Linked DNA regions of Mus musculus: region 2 is linked to region 1. A link is a loop called in an ENCODE intact Hi-C map of the cell type or tissue named here. Cell type or tissue: gastrocnemius. All regions are shown on one strand. Links, peaks and the distances in the headings refer to the core of each region. The heading gives the core; the rest is flanking DNA. Region 1 overlaps Heatr5a (HEAT repeat containing 5A). Region 2 overlaps Hectd1 (HECT domain E3 ubiquitin protein ligase 1).

Region 1 (2,819 bases), core at 222-2,721:
ACGGGTAACAATTTCAGCTGCCAGGCTGATCTCCACACACATGTACCCCGTCATCACGCATCACACACAACAGGAATGATGACAACATTACAACACACTGTGATAATTATCAATCCTGTGCATGAAGATGGCTGCACCTAATGAAATTCACAATCACAATAATGAGGCTATGAATGGATTGAAGAAGGCTCTGTCTCAAACCTATTGAAATATTCAGAACACATACCTGTGTGACACACCTTTAAAAATATTTTTCTTAGGACATTCACTGTTATTATAGTCTCAAAGCTATGATTCTATGCACCAATTAAGGAACTGACTCATTATTAACTTTTTCTTTTGAGACAGGGTCAGTTCTGAACTCTTAGAGATCTACCAGCCTCTGCCTGCAGAGAGCAGGGGTTAAAGGCATAAATCATCATGCCGAAACCTGTTAACTCCTTAGCTGCTAGCCTTACAAATGAAATGGAACTAATGCTATACAGCAAATCAGCCACTTTTTGTTTTGTTTTGTTGTTTTCTTTTTTTGAGACTGGGTTTCTCTGTATAGCCCTGGCTGTCCTGGAACTCACTCTGTAGACCAGGTTGGCCTCAAGCTAAGAGATCTGCCTGCCTCTGCCTCCTTAGTAATAGGATTAAAGGTGTACACAACCAGGCCTGGTGTATGACACTATCTCCTCTCTCTCTCTCTCTCCCCCCTCCCTCCCTCCCTTTCTCCCTCCCTCTCTCCCTCTTACTTTCTTTTTTTTTTTTTTATTAAAAAAAGAGTCTACAGAAAGACATTTTCCCAATAAGAAAGGATGAAATCAAACTACAGAGCATTAATGAAAAACAACAACAACGGCGGAATAAATCAGACCTGCAGTATCAGAAGTCAAAGTAGAAGGCAGGGTCTAAAGCAACCACGAGGAAAGGAAGCATTGAAAAAATGATTTTGAGATAAAGTTCCATGTGGCCCAAGTTGGCATCCCCTGCGACACGTGTCAGAAAGGGAAAGGACGCTGCAGTGAACATGGGCGAACCAAGTGCAGTCTGCTGGAGCCACAGACCTAGAAGCTGGCCTTTCAGTCCTACTGTGCTTAACCTCCACAGTTACATGTATGTGGGGAAAGAGGAACCCTTGTCTACTGTTGGCTCAAGTGCAAACTGGTACAGACACTATGGAAATTAGCATGCAGGTTTCTTAAGAAGCTAGAAGACCAGCAGATGGCTCAGCTATGCTACTTCTAGGTACAGACACCCAAAGGATTCCATGCTTTGCCATCATGCCAACGTGCCTGCTCATCATGTTCACTGCTGCTCTGTCAGCCCAGCTGCTCATTAGCTGGTGAATGAATGGGTGAGAAAACGTGGTACACACACACAGTGTGGTTCTACTCAGCTGAGAGAAAACCTGGCACGATGAAATCAGCAGCGGGACGGACGGGACTGGAAATGTACTGAGTTGAAGAGGCCCAGAAAGTCAAACGGCTCATGCTGTCTCTCCCATGAGTCCTAGTTTCCTATTTCTAGGTCTGTAAGTTTAATTTGGAGAGTCTGGAGAAGCTAGAAACCCAGAAAGGGCCCTTGAGAGGGTTCAGGAAAGTGGGCCATATGCCATGCAAAAGCAGAGGTGGAAAATACTGGGATTAAAAAGAATTGAAGGATGTATAGTAGATACTATCAGGATGAATGATCTTTTTGATATGTTAAGTGAATGTGTGTGTGTGTGTGTGTGTGTTGTGTGTGTGTGTGTGTCTCTGTGTGTGTGTGTATGTGTCGTGTGTGTGTGTGTGTCTGTGTGTGTGTGTGTGTCTCTGTGTGTGCGTGCGTGTGTGTGTGTGTGTGTCTGTGTGTGTGTGTATGTGTGTGTGTGTGTCTGTCTGTGTGTGTGTGTGTGTGTGTGTCTGTGTGTGTGTGTGTGTCTGTGTGTGTGTGTGAAGGACTCTGAATGAAGGTACTTTGCTTACGTATTGGGTGATACTGCTCCCAGAAGCCATTGGTAACTGAATGAAAATCCAGTACCAGGTCTGGGATCCAGGCTCCGTCTCTATGAGTTCTGGTCAAGGAAGAGCCAGAGGCAAACAAAATGAAAATACAACTGAGTCAGGAACCTCAGGGAGCATGACTCTAAAGTCAAAACTGAGCATGGTGGTGCACACCACAGTCCCGGCCCTTGGGGCACGGGGGCAGGAGGAATAGAAAAAAAAAAAGAAACAGGAGAAAAAAAAATCAGTCTAATTATGTACGCATTGAAAAAATGATTTTGAGATAACGTTCCATGTGGCCGAGGTTGCAGTGAGTCTTGTATGTAGGTGAGGATTGTCTGGATTGTCTTTTAATCCTCCTGCTCTACAGGATTAGAGGTGATGTTTTTCTGGGGATTGAATTTAGGGCCTCTCATCTGTTAGACAAGTGCTCTATCACTGAATTGTACCAGATCCCCAGCCAGAAAAAGTATGTGCTCTTTTTAAAGTAGACATCCTTACAAATCTTAAGGTGTAGACAGCAGATGGTATCAGGTCCAGCCACTAAGAAGTCAAAGCAGACAAAACAGAACAAAACCTAGAGGGATTTCAAAGTACTTTTTCCTTTAAAATACTTCATCCTAGTCGGGTGTGGTGGCGCACACCTTTAATCCCAGCACTCGGGAGGCAGAGGCAGGCGGATTTCTGAGTTTGAGGCCAGCCTGGTCTACAGAGTGAGTTTCAGGACAGCCAGGGCTACACAGAGAAACCCTGTCTCGGAAAAATCAAAAACAAACAAACAAACAAACAAAAAAACCAAAAACCAAAAAAAAAACCCCAAAACAACCAAAAAAACCAACAACAGCAACAAAA
Region 2 (2,819 bases), core at 139-2,638, 120 kb before region 1:
CCTGTCACAGCTAAAGAACTAACAATTACCACTTAATGTCCAGCATTTAGACAATGCTCAAATTATCTTCCTTTGTCTTCTTTTTTAAAGAGATTAAGCCAGGAATTCTTTCTTTAGCTTAGGCTGGTCTTAAACTCAATCTACCTGCTATCATCTCCTCAGGCACAGGACTACAGGTGTGTGTTACACCCAGCGTTATGTAACTGTGAAACAAATGACTGCATCTTAAACAGCTATGTATTTTAAATGATCAGCTGAAGTCCTGGCAAACATGTTTTACTTTCTTCTATTAGACTGAAAATTTTTAAATTTTATATTTATCAAAATATAAATAAAATAATTCCGTGTGTATATAAACACAGACTTATTTCAAGGACATATATCAAGTATATGAACATGACAAGTATCAAAGTAAAAGAAATTTGGGGTTCATTTTTGTTTTGGACGCTAGGTATTAAATCCAAGCATTTCATATGACAAGCATAGACAAGCATGTGACAAGCATGTGATGAGCAGTAACAAGCACGTGAAAAGGTGACAGCATGCCGGATGGCTGCACATTCCTGTCTCTTTACCTCTCATCATCTTCACTTTCACTAAAGGCTGTTTTGAAGACATTTATTCTTTCTACCAGTTGACTACAATCTTGCTTCATATCCAAATCTATACTCTAAAGAAAAACAAAAAGTAGGTCAAAGAAGAGCATATTTATCGATTTTACTGACAATTAGTAGACGCTTATAGAACATGCACATTATAAAATTATCAAGACAATTTCAGTAAACTCATTACTCATTCAATCTTCAAATTAAAAAAGGTACAGAGGGCCCTGTGAGCTGAGGAGGCGGGGACTAATATGCACTTGTTTCTCTTCACTAACGTTAACTGTGCAAGCTTATACCAGTGTTTCCCAAAGAAGGCCAGTGATTTCAACTGAACGAGAGTCAATTCATTTCCATTTTTATTGTACTAGTTTAATGAATTTAAGTGAAAGAAATAAAAACCATGGTTTAATAGATATTAATAAATGATATATTATCAATTATTATTATAATTTCAGTAAATAGAAAAAATACAACTGGCAAACTTTATGAATTTAAGACCCACTGAAGTTAAAGATTTTCAGAAAATTCAAACTTTATCAACAAATAGAAATTAAAGTGAGATCCTGGTGATGGTGGCACAAGTCATTAATCCTAGCATTTTGGAGGCAGAGGCAAGTAGATCTCTCAGGTCCAGGCCAGCCTGGCTTACAATGTGAGTTTCAGGACAGCCAGCAATACACTGAGAAACTCTGTCTTAGAAAAACAAAAGAATGAATGAATCATGGTAAAGGGCTGGAGACTGATGCTCTTCCAGAACCTAGATTCTACTCCCAGCACCAACAAGTCTGCTCACATCTGATGTAACTCCGGTTCCAGGGGCTCCAATGCCCTCTTGTGGCCTGCATGGGCACTGCATACGTGTGGTACTCACACATGCAGGCAAAAACCCATACACATAAAATAATTTTAAAATTTCAAGCTAAAAAAAGAAATTAAAACGGCAAGTAGAACTGACATAAGAAAGTTTTTCTAGCCAGGCGTGGTGGCGCATGCCTTTAGTCCCAGCACTCGGGAGGCAGAGGCAGGCGGATTTCTGAGTTCGAGGCCAGCCTGGTCTACAAAGTGAGTTCCAGGATAGCCAGGACTATACAGAGAAACCCTGTCTCGAAAAACCAAAAAATAAAAAATAAAAAAAATATAAATAAATAAAGTTTTTCTTTACTGAAATAAGGGAAGATATTTTTATAAAACATATTTACAGTAGATCAAGTGTAAAAGAAATATATGATTATTTACTAAACAGTTCCATTATACTTTCTAACACTATCTTACAGAGTAGCTTCCTGAGTAGGATTTCAGAACTGAGGTGCTTTATTTCATGTAACCTCTGAGGAAAGTGGACAACTACATGCTCAGTCTTAGGATAAAGTGGGTTTCAGCAAATCCTTCACTAAAATAAAACGGGAACACTTTTTTAAGTTTTTCATGAAGGTTCAATTATCTCATTCCATTGATTTAATGTAATGATGTAACTCAAAGGAAAAGTAATTAGAAATATTAAATTTACTTAGTATTAAAATGTTTCGTGACTAACAACACTTAAAATCACCTTTGGGACTTCATTCTGTTTTTGCTTTGTAGCCCTAAATATACTTACATTGTTTAGAACAGTAAGAAGTGCCTGGACTAAACCACTACTACACATTTCATACGGTGAGATCGTGTTCTCATCCTTCAGCAGTACAATTAGGTTTTCTAAGGCTGTCTTCATTAAGTCTCGCCAAGTGTTTTCACCTTCGATACACTAAAAGAAAAAATAAAAACAATGTAAAACTACACAGTCCTTAAGAAAATGACACATAACAACGCCATGAAAACTGAATAATATAACACTAGATTAAAAGCTCCTATTACTAAGGCAAATTATTTTGAATAGGTCAACAATATTTGTTTGTAAAAAACATGCGGTAAAGATTTTAGAGGGTTTTTTAAAAAATATTTTAATTATGTGGAGAATAGGGGTTACACTGTATGCTTTGGCCTATAGAGACCCAGAACATCAAATCTCTCAAGATCTAAAATTACAGGTCGTTGTGAGCCACCCAATTTGTATGCTAAGAACCAAACTGAGGTTTTCTACAAATCAATGTATACATGTAACCACTGAGCTATCTCTCCAGCCCTACTATTTTAGGTTACATTAAGTTACATAATTTCTGTGTAGTCCTGTGGTACTATATATAGCACTTCTATTAAGCCTTGCTTATTACAATA

What was found. Hi-C counts contacts between places; a loop is a spot of excess contacts. Peaks named below come from ENCODE experiments on the same cell type or tissue, not always from the same donor. Only the 100,000 strongest peaks of a DNase experiment are listed, where the experiment ranks them.
Region 2: it touches region 1 in a loop (2.2-fold over the local background); 3 of 42 quality-filtered maps call a loop at or near these places.

Annotation. Positions count from the first base shown.
Region 1 is chr12:51,899,438-51,902,256 of GRCm38, forward strand. All of the region lies in intron 23 of Heatr5a (HEAT repeat containing 5A), which reads right to left. Among named protein-coding and RNA genes, the nearest start is that of Gm34894, 49 kb to the left of the region's middle. In gastrocnemius, for the core only: no CTCF peak of the experiment used is centred there; a DNase peak (open chromatin) is centred at 1,321.
Region 2 is chr12:51,783,607-51,786,425 of GRCm38, forward strand. It overlaps Hectd1 (HECT domain E3 ubiquitin protein ligase 1), which reads right to left. Exons shown (of 43, transcript NM_144788.2): 17 at 2,203-2,349; 18 at 576-670. Among named protein-coding and RNA genes, the nearest start is that of Gm5785, 43 kb to the right of the region's middle. In gastrocnemius, for the core only: a CTCF peak has its summit at 1,447 (motif pointing left); no DNase peak of the experiment used is centred there.